2 separate regions of the Mus musculus genome follow, and region 1 is linked to region 2. A link is a contact called in ENCODE Hi-C data. All regions are on one chromosome and are shown on one strand. The core of a region is the stretch at or near the end of the contact, and the rest is flanking DNA. Distances in the headings are between cores, read along the strand shown.

Evidence for each region. A loop is a pair of places that touch in the nucleus more often than their neighbours do.
Region 1: a loop to region 2 is called in a map of v-Abl transformed pro-B cells, with 2.6 times the contacts of the local background. The contact joins the promoter of Resp18 here to the promoter of Ihh in region 2. A Hi-C loop is called at or near these places in 4 of 37 maps with a recorded cell type or tissue (Patski, T-helper 17 cell, regulatory T cell and 1 more).

Annotation. Positions count from the first base shown.
Region 1 is chr1:75,276,751-75,284,206 of GRCm38, reverse strand. Resp18 (regulated endocrine-specific protein 18) reads left to right here and starts at 5,792. Exons shown (of 6, transcript NM_009049.2): 1 at 5,792-6,005. The coding sequence starts at 5,900.
Region 2 is chr1:74,946,628-74,953,694 of GRCm38, reverse strand. It overlaps Ihh (Indian hedgehog), which reads left to right and starts at 2,023. Exons shown (of 3, transcript NM_010544.3): 1 at 2,023-2,795; 2 at 5,130-5,391; 3 at 6,948-7,067. The coding sequence starts at 2,481.

The DNA of each region.
Region 1 (7,456 bases), core at 4,543-7,042, 330 kb before region 2:
AAAGTAGCTGGGTGGTGATGGCACAGGACTTTAATCCCAGCACTCTGGAGGCAGAGGCAAGTAGATCTCTGAGTTTGAAGCTAGCCTGGTCTACAGATTTGATTTCCAGGACACAGAGAAACCCTGTCTTGAAAAACCAAAAGTAAATAAATAAATAAATGTTATTAAAATTTTGAAAAGGAAGAAAGAAAAGAAAGAAAAAGAAAAAAAGTAAAAAGAGTACCATTAGCTAGTGACCAAATATTCACACATATGACTTAGCACTATATTTCGTATTGAAGCCATTCAAGCCACAGTACTTTACTTTTTAAAGATTTTTTTCTTTTAATTATGTGAGTACGAACCTCCTGCCCACATGTTTGTATGTACACCATGTATATGAAATGCCTGCAGAGATCAGAAAAAGGCATTGGGTCCCCTGGAACTGGAGTTACAGGTGGTTGTGAGCCGCCATGTTGGAGCTAGAAATCAAAGTCCATCTTCTACAAGGGAACATATGCTTTTACCCACTGAGACATCTCTCATCACTTCTAAATGGAACCTGAGAAGAGCAAACAGAATAGTCACGAGGAGAGAGAGTTCAGGAAATAAACCCAGAGAGGTCCTTGTCGGGACAGTAAAGGGTACAAGGAAGCCACTGGGGACCTCGGAGGAAAGGATAGTCTGATGCCATGAACAGTTTCACGACTGTGCTAGCATTGTTGGAGTAGCTGCAGCCAAGGCTAGTGTGGAAAGGATAGATCTGTTAGAAGGCTTGGTCATGGACTGAAGATGACCAGGGTGGTTTGGAGGTTCAGTGTGCAGCAGCTGAGCGCTGCACACTTTACTTAAAGCATTCTCAACTCAGGGGAGGGGACCCAGATCCTCCTGAGTCCAAGGAAATTGCTTCTGACTTCTGTCACCATGGTGGATGCACTGCCTCTGCCTGGATGGGTTGCCGGGGAGATGTTAACTGCACTGAATGACTGATTCCCACAACGATAACCGGTTGTCATGGTGCTATGACGTATGCTAACAAGAGCCTGCTGGGTTCCAGTTTCTCTTCTCACTCTGCTCAGGAAACCAGGGAGGGTGAGAAGACCTGAGTGTGGGAGGCAAGCTATCAGCCATGCTGAGTCACTGTGCCTCAACTTGTCCAAATCAATACTGTTGTACAGCCCTCTTTGGAGTGGGGTGGGAGAAGGGGGGCCCAGCACGAATGCACACAGATTCCAACCCCAGCTTCCACCCATTTTAAAGCTTCTTTAAAAGATTTTCTTCTCTGAGCACACTGTATTGCAAACTAAGGCTTCTCTGCCCTTGCTACCCTCTACGGATCAGTCAGAAGGTAACTTGCTACTAGATTTCTTAAAAAGGACTTTTTATGAAAGTGTTATTTGAGCCTAAGAGGCTCTGAAGTGAAATCCATAATAAGATCAGTGCACAGGGGGTGGAGGTGGGAGGAAGATCAGAGGGGTGGACATGAGCACACAGTGGCTTCTTGGTACAGATGGAGACCAGGTTTCCAAGTATTTCCTTCTTCCAGGTAACACTCCTAACAAGAATTCAGGACAAGGAAGGACCAGTAGACCGTAGACTTCTCTTACCTGCTGCCCACAGTCATGTGATAGAATACTTTTCCTTCTCCCCATGGATTAGAAAGTTCACACACACACACACACACACACACACACACACACACACAACTGAGCTCCAGGGTCAGTAGGCTTGAGATCCCACAGTCTTCTAGAAACATCACTCAGCAGCAGAATCCCCATCTAACAAACAGCAAAAAGAAAGAGTATCCATGCTTACTTACAAACATCTCTCTATTTTGATACAGTTTCATGGCCTGGGACTTGCTATATTGACTAGGTTTGTTTCAAATTCACAAAGAGCACATACCTGTAGGCTTAGATTTTTCAAAACCTACTTTAATTATGGTTCTTTAATGCTTCACTCTCCCTTCTAGCCCACCACCCACCAGAGGTAGGGGGAAAAGAAAGGTTAATAGGAATTGGGGGTCCTGGACTTGTTTAGAAATAGTTCTTTGGGGAGATTCCAATCTTTGTTGTCAGCAGCCCTGTCCTCTAGCAAAACACCAAACACATATAGCAGCAGCAATCACCTAACATGAATCAGTAGCAGTGTCTCAATCCAGAAGAAATTGCAGTGCACGAAGATCCGGCCAGAAGCAGCCAGAATACCAGCAGAAGTTCTTTGTTGTGTTTCTCTCTATAAAGTTACTACAAGAGAAGATCAGCAAGGTGATTTAAGACCCCTGAAACTGGGGAGACCTCCACTCAAGTCCCGGGATGAGCTGGCCTCCGGGATTGGCTGGCACCCCAATGACTCGAGAGAAAACCACACCTGATGCAAACTGCAAGAGGCTTTATTGTCAGCTAGCTGAGGACGAACTCCTGCAGGGCATGGGAGTTTGACCCTGAGTGGTAACAGTAGGGGGCTTTTAGCAGCTAGCTGAGGAATTGGGAGGAGAGTTGGGGGAGTTGGGAGTAGTTTGGCTATAGCTCTTCTCTATGGAATCTATTTCTGTGTCCTTGGCACAGGGAGCCAAGCAAGCTAAGCGCCTGGCTAGGTCTCCCCACAATCATCGCATCTCTGGCTGTAAGGCACAGAAACAAAAAGGCTTTTTGCTGACTATAGAGAACAAAGAGCTTCCTTCTGGCTGTATTTTTAGAGATCAGGGAAAACAAGCTTGGGAAACGTCCAGGGGCTTTACCTTTCAGGGAAAAACACTTTAAGTTGAGGTCTCACAGTGAACCAAAGCAAAAGCATAGTCTGTTGTCTGTTGGGTTATACTTAAGACTTTTCCCAAACATCACACTCCTCTCAAGAGTACACTTCAGCCAAACATTACACGCCCTTGATCCAGGCAGCTTCCAGAAAAACACCACATGTCTGTTCTCAGCAAAACATTCTCTCAAAAGACGGTTTCCAGAAAAACATCACATGACACAACTGAGTCCCCAACTGTTTTAGTTAGGATTTTACTGCTATGAGCAGACACCATAACCAAGGCAAGTCTTATAAAGGACAACATTTAATTGGGACTGGCTTACACGTCCAGAGGTTCAGTCCATTATCATCAAGGGAGGAACATGACAGCATCCAGGCAGGCATGGTGCAGGAGGAACTGAGAGTTCCATATCTTCATCTGAAGGCTGCTAGCAGAATACTGATTTCCAGGCTGCTAGGATGAGGGCCTTAAAGCCCACACCCACAGTGACACACCTACTCCAACAGGGCCACACCTTCTAATAGAGCCATTCCCTGGCCTGAGCATATACAAAGCATTACACCAACAAGGGCTGTCACTGGAACTCCTTTCCCTCAGACTCTCCTCCGTTTTTGTCCCTGCAGTTCTTTTAGACAGGAACAATTCTGGGTCAGAATTTTTGACTGTGGGATGGCAACCCCATCCCTCCACTTGATGCTCTGTCTTTCTACTGGAGGTGGACTCTACAAGTTCCCTCTCCCCACTGTAGAGCATTTCATCTAAGATCCCTCCTTTTGAGTCCTGAGAGTCTCTTATTGGTTTTTCGAGACAGGATTTCTCTGTGTAGCTTTGTCTGGCCCAGAACTCACTCTGTAAACCAGGCTGGCCTCAAACTCAGAGATCTGCCTGTCTTTACCTTCTGAGTGCCTGGATTAAAAGTCTGTGCTACTGGGGCAGCTAGAGAGATGCTCAGTGGTTAAGAGCACTGACTGCTCTACCAAAGGTCCTGAATTCAATTCCCAGCAACCATATGGTGGTTCACAACCATCTGTAATGGGATCTGATGTCTTCTTCTGGTGTGTCTGAAGACAGTGACAGTGTACTTACACACACAAAAATAAATAAATCTTTTTTAAAAAGTGTGTGCTACCACTGCCCAGCATGTTGTTTTATTTCATATGTGTGGACACCTATATGTGTGTGTAGGTCAGAGGACAATTTGCCAGAGGCAATTTTCCCCTTGTATCATGTAAGTATGAACATCTCAGTTGTCCCTATTGCTTATTTAACCTTATACATTTGATCATTTTCATCAACTTCCTGGAGCGTCTAAATTGTTTGTTCATTGAGTCTTAAGAAGCCCTCTTTTAGAATTCTCTGAGTCTTGTGCCACATGTGTTGTTAAGGATGTGTTGCACATCCTTAATCCCAGCACTTGAGGCAGAGGCAGAGGCAGAGGCAGAGGCAGAGGCAGAGGCAGAGGCAGAGGCAGAGGCAGAGGCAGAGGCAGAGGCAGAGGCAGAGGCAGAGGCAGAGGCGGACAGATCTCTGAGTTCAAAGCGAGCATGATCTACAGAGTGAGTTACTAGATATCCCTTGGCTGAAAAAACCTTTCTTGAAAAAAAAAGAAAGGAAGGAAGGAAGAAAAGAAAGGAAAAGAAAGGAAAGAAAAAAGAAAAGAAAAGAAAAGAAAAGAAAAGAAAAGAAAAGAAAAGAAAAGAAAAAAGAAAAGAAATTTCTCTGAGTCTTAACAAGCTTCCCTTTATGGTTTCCTGAGTCTTAAGTTTCCCTCCTGGGTGGTATATGCCAATTCATTGTTTTATAGCACCTCTCAAATTGCTTCTATAAATCATTTAAAAAATAAAATGTTAAGCATATAATCGGTGACAACAAACTTTCAGATCCTGGCGTGGGAAAACACCTTGTGCCAGACAGTCCTGTTAATATATACTGACTATATATATTTTTTTTTTCCAGGCAAAAGACAAATGAAACTGTGTGAAGACACAGAGTCCAAACAAAAGGAAGAAAAGTGATTGGGATCATAACCCTTGGTGAGTAAATGTTCCACCAGGTGAGTTCTACATTTCCCCCCACGACACGGCGGACAGTTCACCGTTCCCTTCAGCACCAACAGACTCTAGCAGAAAGTAATGGTGGAACAGGCTGGGGAGCAGAGTTGCAGGTTCTTAGGTGCCAAGGCAGCCAGAAACTGAAGAGGAATTCTGGGTAATGAGTGGTCTACAGAGAGAGAACCTGAAATCTGAATGCAAATCTCCCCTAAATTCTCAGCTATCTTCTAAATAGCACATGCACAGGGGTGAGATTTCCAAGAGCCTAAAGGAAAAGCCAGATATCTGAGCAAAGATTTTGGCAGCTGCCACGGTTCTAAGGAGGCAAAGCCTGGAGCCAGAACCCACAAAATTAGAGGGTCTTCCTAAACACCTCACCGAGTCTCAAAACACCCTGAGCAGTAAATACTGAAGAAAGACAATGCAATCCAGAGACTCCACAAAGCATCAACCCAAAAAACACCCACTTTACAACAAAACTTAACATTGGAGCTTAGAAACATGGCACGGGACAAGTGGCAGTGTGCCAGGTACTTAGTTATCGAAATAGATCTATTTTAAAGTGTACGGTGGTTAGGATTTGGGCAACCACAATGGCTGTGGGAAAATAAGGATGGACATTCAGTGTTTTGCGGGTTGAACCCATATGGTTGCTAAAAGATTTTAAATGGATGAAGAGAAAACGAGGTCGAAGGCAATAACCAGTCATCAGGCTGAGTGCTCACTCTTCCCTCGCAGTTCATATTTAAATATCACAACCAAACACATGAAGTTGGTTCCATTTCCACCCCCATCTCATATGCAATCAGTCTCTCCTTCCTTGGAGATTGAGAATGGCGGCTTATCTGGAAAAGTGTGTAGAGGGTGGGGGGCAGAAATTCCAAAAGGTAGAATGGAGAGAGGCCAAAGAGGATGGCTAACTTGGGTAAGCAGCTGCAGGGGCAGAGCCTGCTTGTGATTGGCCGAATTGCAGAGGAGGGCTCTGCAGATCTCTTGTCGCGTCTCTAGCGCTAGAGGGTGAAAAGTGACATCCTGGCACAGGCCCCCTGGCTATTGTTGCTACTTCCACTACGACCTAGCTCGAGGAACCGTGAGTTTGGATCCAGCCAAGATGCAGAGTTCGTTAAAGCCCGCGGGCTCCGGGCATCTTCAGCTACTGGTCTGCTTCCTTCTGCTTTACAGTCGTCCAGGCAGCTGCAGCGACATAAACGCCCACGGTCAGGAGAGAACTTGGGGTGGGGGTGGGGAGTGCGGACAGGCCAGAGAGCAATTCTGAGAGCAGAGGTTCTGGCCTTCAAGGCTAAAAGACTCAGGAGGAAAACCGTTTAGGATGACAATAGAGAAACGCAGAGGGTTTCAGCGGGACAGAAGCAGTCTTGGCATTTGGTGTTCAGGGTCTAGACAGAAGGAACGACCCAGGGAAAGGTTGGGGGTTGGGGAAAGAGTAGGAAAAACAGATGAGCCAAGGGTGGCTGCAGTACACCCCAGACGTTTCGGGGGGGGGGGGGTCAGGAAAGAGATAACCAGGACTAAGTGGAAAACCAGGAGTGCTCGTATTTGGTTATCTTATCAAGGGAATAAGTGGGTGGGGCTGAGAGACAGAATCAAGGCTCAGCCATAAACCTGCAGAGTACAGGGGCTGGACCCGGTTTCATGAAGTGGGGGAAGCTAGGTTGGGGTGAAACAGGTTGGAGGGAGACCATTCTACTTCCTCCTGTTCTGATCTGCGCCATCCTGGATGGACCTGGCCGGCACTCACTTGGTAACAGTCGGGGAAAGACTGCGCAGCCTCAGAATACCTGCGCAGACCATTGCACAAAGTCCTAGTCTGACGCCCCATCTCCCTGCGGGATTCTTGGGTTTGGAAGCCAATGCAGAGGATTCGCAAAACACTGCGGGTGGAGATCTGGTGTCAAACAAGGGGAGAACTGAGGCAGGGTGGGAACGGAGTAGAATGGGGGGTGGGAAGTGCAGGTGCCAAGGCGTTGTCATTACCGCCCGCAATGACTACATCTGACCCTCCTCAGCACCACGGACAGCTCCAGCCCATTCTGTGGATCCTGGTTTCCCCATGTACTTTACCAGACACCCTCTCAGACTGAACATAGCCTCTTCTTTGGAAGTTCTCTTTTTTACCAGGACACTAGAACCTCTACTTCTTTCTAGGGCCAGGAAACTGTATTGTGAATCTATCTGAATGGAGTGAGGGAGAGAATTGCCCATTCTTGGAAGACCTATGATTTGAGGCTAGCCTGAGATACATAGCAAGACAAAGAGTTTTGTTTTGTTTTGTTTTATTGTTGTTGTTTGTTTTTTAATTAACTGAAGTGGAACAGGGAGAATTTTTTTCTTTAACACTACTCACTTATCCTTCATCCCTGCCCTTCTCTTACACACCATTGAGCAAATTGTGTTTCAGGGGAAAAAATCCCAACCTTCAGACCTTACACATAGGAATACAGTCAGCCTTCCCTGCCCCCACATTCTTCATCATGAAACTCTGCGTCCTCAATTCTACCAACTATAGATTGAATGCAGACACATGCACCGTCATTATTCTCTAAGCAATGCATAAAACAGCTATTTACGTTATATATTGGCTATTATAAATAATTGGGAGGTTGTTTAAAATATACAGGAAGAGACTGGCAGGAGGACTCAGTAGATA
Region 2 (7,067 bases), core at 774-3,273:
ACTTAGATGCAGGCACTGAAGATGTGTGCACTTCAAGAGGCACCCTGTGGAGGTTTACCTGTTGCAAACCTCCTATTTGTAATAGGAGCTTTATCTAAATAGCAAAATTTCCACAGTTACTTCTTTATTCCTCTGAGCATAGGTTGCTGGTGGTAGTGGCAGTGGCTCTGTGTGTGTGTGTTCATGCACACATACACACACACACATACACAAGCACACTGAGGATTGAACCCAGGTCCTCACACATGCTAGGTACCTGTTTATGTCTGAAATACATGCTTTCATGCCCAACAATTATTTCTCTCGTTTTTTTTCTTTTACCAATTTTTTACAATTGCAAGCTCTGAAAAATAACCCTGAGATTACTTTACATGCTAGGCTACATCTAGAAATTGAGCCCAAAGACTTGGGAGTTTCATTTGGTGGAATATCCCTGTGTTCCTAGCAGACATCATTCCAGGCCATCCAGGGCTACATAGTGAGACTTTGTCTAAGAGGTAGAGGTGAGAGGCTGGAGAATGTCTATACTCCAAAGCTATCTTTTTCTCAGGACACAATGGTGCTTTGAGATCTGAATCCCGAGCAAGGCAGTAGTGGCACCTTGTAAGTGCGCGTAAACCCTGCACGTGAGAAGCAGAGTTAGGAAGGCCAGTAGCTCAAGGCCATCCTCAACTCTGTGGCAAGGGATCAGCCTGGCTACCTGAGAGCCTCTTTCAAATACATGAGCAAAACAAATGACTTGAACTTCAAATATAGATCATCACGGTTTCCTTTGGTAGAGGAAGGTGCACGCGCACGTGTGTGTGTGTGTGTGTGTGTGTGTGTGTAGCATCATGATTTCTCTAGCATGTCTAGCATGGTGGTACTACTCCCCTGCCATCCCAGCACTCCGGAAATGGAAGCAAGAGAATCCAGAGCTCAAGGCTAGCCTGGACTCCGTAGGTGAGAGACTCCATCTGTAAAGAAAGGAAGGGGTTGAGGGTGAGGGTGAGGGAGGAAGATTGAGCTTTCTAATTATAACTTTATTAAATTTGTGGAACCCGTCGCAAACAGCACAAGATTTGACATTGTGGTGGTGATCTGTGCCCGTTAACACACTTGCGTCTTCTGGTTTGGGCAGTATAGATTATAATTCATCTGCCTTCCTGGATGTTCTATTAAAGTGCACAACCCTCATTCGCTTCCCGGGCAGTCTCTGCAGAGTCCGTGGCTTCTAACACTTCTGAAGTAGGACGAGGAGGAGCGAGTGATTCCCAGGCAGTGCCCGTCTGCAGGTGGATTGGGATCCGTTTGTTTGTTTGCTTGTTTGTTTGTTTGTTGTTTATGCAGCACGCTCAGTGCTCTTCCCTCTCTGTGGATGTCCCCACTTCAGGCTGTTATTCTGTATGGCCTTTCTCCCTTGTTTTTAACAGTGTTTCCAGTCCTATTTGACTCCTGACAAGGCTACATTGCCTCCACCCGCATCCCCTAGTTCTGTACTGGGCAGTATAGGGTCCCCAGCTGTGCACCAGGTCAATACAGAACCCTGCTCCTCCAAGCTGAGAAAGGGAATGTTGCCAGGGCCAGGGTGGGGCACCAGGTTATGAATGACCTCCAGCTTTCGGGTTTGCTTCTCCGCAGGGGACACCGTAGGCGGTTGTGCGGTCCGGCCACTACCCCCCTCTTGCGTCCGGCTGCGACGTGGGTTGCGGTCTCCGTGGGGGTGGCATCTCCTGTCCAGGAGATTTGCGCCTGGTGGGGCTCCCAGGAGCCGCAAGGAACGGGAAGGAGAGACCAGGGTGGGGTGAGGCCCGTCAGGAGGACAATCGCAGGCAGCGCAGGGGGCGCAAAGGGCAGCGGGCGGGTGGACGCGCGGCTGAGGAGCGCGCGGGACAGGGCTGGCTAGCCTTGGGGCCGCCCGCCGGAGGGGGAGGAGGCTGTGCTGCCCTTGCTGCAGGTTCGCTGTCGAGCGCGCAGGAGGCAGGGACATGGATAGGGTGCGGTCTGCGCGGGTCCCGAGCCCGGATCTCTTCCATTTCCCCTCTCACTCGACCCCGGGCTGCGCCGCAGACGGCAGCAGCTCCCGCTCTGCCCGAGCCGCCTGACCGCCGGGCCGGGGTGCTAACCGCGGGTCCCTTCAGTCCGCCGGCCGGGCCAGCCCAGCCCAGCCCGCCGGCCCTCAGCCCCGCCGCCCGCCGCCCCCCGCCGTCGCCGCGTTGCCAAAACAAACGGGCCGGCCTATTTATTGGCGGCCGGCGAGCCGGGCAGCTCAGAGTCGAGGCGCCGAGGGGGACAGCACGCCGCCACCAGCCAGGGCCCCGGGCCCCCGCCCCGCACCTGAGTCCCGTCGGCCTTGAGCCGCGTCGCGCTGCCCATGGCGCCCCCGCATGGAGTCCCCAAGAGCCACCCAGACGCCTGAGTCCCCGAAGCTGTCCCAGCCACGCGCCCACCTATCAGCCCACCAGGCGCCCTCGCCCGCTGCTCTCCCGGGCTACCCGGCCATGTCTCCCGCCTGGCTCCGGCCCCGACTGCGGTTCTGTCTGTTCCTGCTGCTGCTGCTTCTGGTGCCGGCGGCGCGGGGCTGCGGGCCGGGCCGGGTGGTGGGCAGCCGCCGGAGGCCGCCTCGCAAGCTCGTGCCTCTTGCCTACAAGCAGTTCAGCCCCAACGTGCCGGAGAAGACCCTGGGCGCCAGCGGGCGCTACGAAGGCAAGATCGCGCGCAGCTCTGAGCGCTTCAAAGAGCTCACCCCCAACTACAATCCCGACATCATCTTCAAGGACGAGGAGAACACGGGTGCCGACCGCCTCATGACCCAGGTGAGCGCGATCGGTCCTCCCAGCGCGCCATCGAAGCATCGCCACCTGCCCGGCCCTATCCTCTCTTCTAGCACCTTTTTTCTCGACTGCCTGGCACGCCCCCTGGCACCTGCCCTTCTTGTGAATCCCGGGTGTCTTTCTGCCCAAGATGGGCTGGCCAAGGAACCCCGCGGGAGTGTTAGCATCCGGGATCCCGCCCGGTGTCTTTGAGAGGAGCTTTCTGCCGCTGCCAAGCCCCGCAGGTTGGCGGGCGGCCCCTCTGCCCGCGAGTGCTGGCAGCTCAGGTCAAATCTGGAACTTGAAGGTACCTGGACCTGGCTGCCTCTTGTGCCTCCGGGAACCACGAAATCCCTCTCGGCCTAACATTTCTCACAGCCCAGCCCTGGTCATTACGAAGCCGTTTGGCATCCCTGAGGCGAAGAAGCTCAGGACACCGGGGACCCCGTGGCCTTCCCTTCCCTTGTGCCCTTGGTTAGCTGCGCTGCCCTCTCCTGGAGCAGCGACTTGGCTGGTTCTGGGCTTAAGGAATAGCAGGGGAAAGAAAGTCGAATGTGGAGACAGAGGTAGGAAAGGGAACCAGCCGAGGGAGCCCACGTGTCTGTCGCGAGGGCTGAGCGGCGCGGTTGCGGTTAAAGGGTGGGGTGCTGGAGCCTTCAGGCTCTGAGACCAAGCTTGGGGAATCCTTGAGCTTGGTAGCACGGACAAGAAAGATTGGAAATAGGAGTAGGGATGCCTAGGAAGGCAGGGAGCAGAGCTGACACTAACTTATCTCTGCATGCACGGAGCAGGACCCAACTCCACCAGACATCAAGGACACACACTTCTTTCTCCGAAGTCTGGTGTGCCTTGGGAAAGATACACACCCCTTTCCGCTAGGGTCTATCGGCTCTTCCCCTGTTAGAAGACTGCCTTTAGGAAGAGCAGCTTAACCACGGCCTTCAGCATGCGCCCTGGCGCCGGGGCCGGCCGGCCGATGTCGGGGCCGAAGGTTGGCCGGTGGCCGGGCCGGGCTGGGCGCCGAGGAATGCAGATAAGGATCCGGGCCACAGGCTGGGCAATCATTGACAGCGAGGGCCCAGGCTCTGTACCCGAAGGAGGGGGTAGAGGGGAAGAGTCAGGCGGCAGCTGGCTAGTGAGGTTTAAGAACTCGATCACAGGGATCTAGAAGGAGCTACCAGAACCGAGCTACACCCCCGGGCGGTGGGGGTGAGGGCAGTGAGCACCCTCAAGCCAGGCTGCACAGTATGGATTTAGTCACTGTTGGCTCTTGAGGTTAAGTCCAAGGGTCTGTAAGGGCCTAGGCTCTGTGGGGGCAGAGGTAGGTTGATAGATACTTGGCGGGATCTCACACCTTACCTAGGTGTTAAAGACTAGTGGAGGGCTCCTTCCTCGTAGGTGGAAACTCCACCCCCTTCCTTCAGTCAAGTGCACGGTCCCTTGGGCAAAGGACAGGGATTCATGAATAGGCAGCCACTGATGATCCCCCTAGGGTGTCGCTGTTCAAGGAAGATCCAAGGATTCAGGGCCAGTTTCTTGAGATCATAGGCTCGGTTATTTCTCCATCCTTTCCTAAATAGGGACACTACACCCTGGTGGAGGTGGGAGAGTTTACAGGTCCCTTCTAGGGGGTCTCCCTGTGTCCAAGTCAGAGAGGAGGGGGACTGGCTCTCTGCCTGAGGTGTCTCCAGCTAAGCATAGGCAGGTGTGGGTTCAAAAGAAGGTTCCAACGGGAACGTTTCGTGTCACTTGCTGGCGGAATCTAAGAAGAACTAGAAATTTCTACCAACCCTCACCCCCACCCCCAGATCCGGGCCGCTGTTGGGTCTGCACCTGCCGTACTGGCAGGGCTCGGTGTCTGGTGGCCTCAGCTCTGAGGCTGCGGTGACACCTACTGGGCACCTTTGGCCTTGCATGCCCAGCAGGCCAGCCCGCAGGCTGTTAAAATTTCCTCCCTCGTGACAGACAACCCACCTTGATGCCTAGGTAAAACCGAGCAACCGGGCCCTGGAAAAGCATAGCTACCCTTGTGGCGAATCCAAACGCCAAGCAAGTGACAGGGAGCCAAGTGGATCTCCACAGACTGGAGAAGAGTCCCCTGAGAGTTCATGACTCCATGCGTCCTCCAGATCCGTGGCGCCACTGTGTGGCCTAGGTCCCTGGGGACTCAAAGCTGCTAGACTGGGAGAACACATTTAGAGTCCTCTACTCCTAAGGGAAAAGGGCAGAGGTCCTTCCAAGTTTTCCAAGTCCCATGAGTGCTGTCGAATCTTCTGTCACCTGCTCCCCACCGGGTGGCTTCCTTTCCCTAACTTCGAACTTCGTTCCCCTCCACAGCGCTGCAAGGACCGTCTGAACTCACTGGCCATCTCTGTCATGAACCAGTGGCCTGGTGTGAAACTGCGGGTGACCGAAGGCTGGGATGAAGATGGCCATCACTCAGAGGAGTCTTTACACTATGAGGGCCGCGCGGTGGATATCACCACCTCAGACCGTGACCGAAATAAGTATGGACTGCTGGCGCGCTTAGCAGTGGAGGCCGGCTTCGACTGGGTGTATTACGAGTCCAAGGCCCACGTGCATTGCTCTGTCAAGTCTGGTGAGCCGCTGCTGCCGGGGGGCTGGGCCCGGGGCCGGGGCCGCAGGGAGTGGGCAGGCAGCGCAAAGCCCGCTAGGGCCAAGGAGAAGATGGCCTCCGGGGGATGGAGGCGGGGACCCGAGGGAAGAGGATTTCCGAGGCGGCGGCGGCGGCGGCGGCGGCAGCGCTCCCTGCAGCTGCTTTGGACTGCTTGCTCCTCCCATGTCCGGTAGTGTCCCGGCAGGAGCCTAGAGAGACAGGGCCTATTTCCCGAACCACTGAGTGCTGACCTGGTGGTCCACAGCCCAGAGACTGCCACAGGAAGTGCAAGACAGAACAAGTTGAAGAGATGAAGGAAGCCAGGTTGGCAGGCACCACTGTCCCCGATCCAGGCCCATGCAGAACAAGGCATGATGGGGCTAGGGGCCAGAGTGTGTCTAGACATCAGAGTGCCCGACCAGAAGCCTAGAGTTTCAGAATCTACCACGCAAATGCAGGTCAGGCCTCCCAGAGGGGCGCAGGCGTCCCCAATCTCCTCCCCAGAGCCCCAAAGCTGGACATTTTGGAGGTAAATGGACTCAATAAAGTGGATTTTTCCCAGATTGGCCGCCTTGTTGATCAGAACTGGCAGGCACTGGAGCCTTGCCCCTCATCCCCAGTCTCACCAGTGTCCCTGTCACTTACACTTAACCCACTCACAAATGCTTCACATGGTTCTGTGGGTCCCACTCGACTGCACACCCCCTCTACATAGGACTATATAGTAGTTGCACTCAAAGACTGGCACACTAGACTTTTTTGGGGGGGTATTTTTGATTCCCCCGGGTTTCACAAGGGTGATCCTACCTACTACCCCCACCCACAACCTGACCCTTCCAACTGTGTGTACCTAAAATCATACCCACTTCATCTATAAACACCGGTCCAAAGGTCAGCTCGCCAAGTGGCCCATCCTGTTCATTACTCCTGACTCCAAACGCTGACCTCCATTCCACCATCTGACGCCACTATGTCCGCCCCCGCCCCCCCCCCCCCCCGCATAAGGGACCAACATATGAACTGAAAATGATGGGCTTTGTCCTTGTCGTTGCCCCACCCCCTGAGCACTCGATCTGGGGATGCTTCAGGAGCCTGTTTTTTCCACGGGTCAGCTCTGTCACAGTCCTTAGAATGCCACTCTGGGAGGGCCATTTCTTGGAGGTATTTGATCAAGTGGTAGAACAGACCCTAGCAAAGCTAAGCCAGCTTCTCTATTTCCACAAGGCTCTCTTGGGTTCAGGTCACAGTAGCAGCTTTGCTGACCTCCAGCCTCTGGAATTCACGACAGAATCTAGTGGGGACATCATCTGGTGCTCCAGCCCCTGTGTGTTCCTCTCAGTGGCTAGGGTTTGGGCTAGAGAGAAGAAGGGCAGAGGATCAAGCTATGGGTTGGTGGTGGGTTATCAAAGAGTGGGGTATAGTGATGGGGGGTATCTGAAAGCAAGAGAAGCTCTCCTGGGTTAGGGTACTAGGGGCGGGACACTGTGTCTGAGAGTAAGCATCCAGCAGTAACACCTTCATGTCCCTTCTACCTACAGAGCATTCGGCCGCTGCCAAGACAGGTGGCTGCTTTCCTGCCGGAGCCCAGGTGCGCCTAGAGAACGGGGAGCGTGTGGCCCTGTCAGCTGTAAAGCCAGGAGACCGGGTGCTGGCCATGG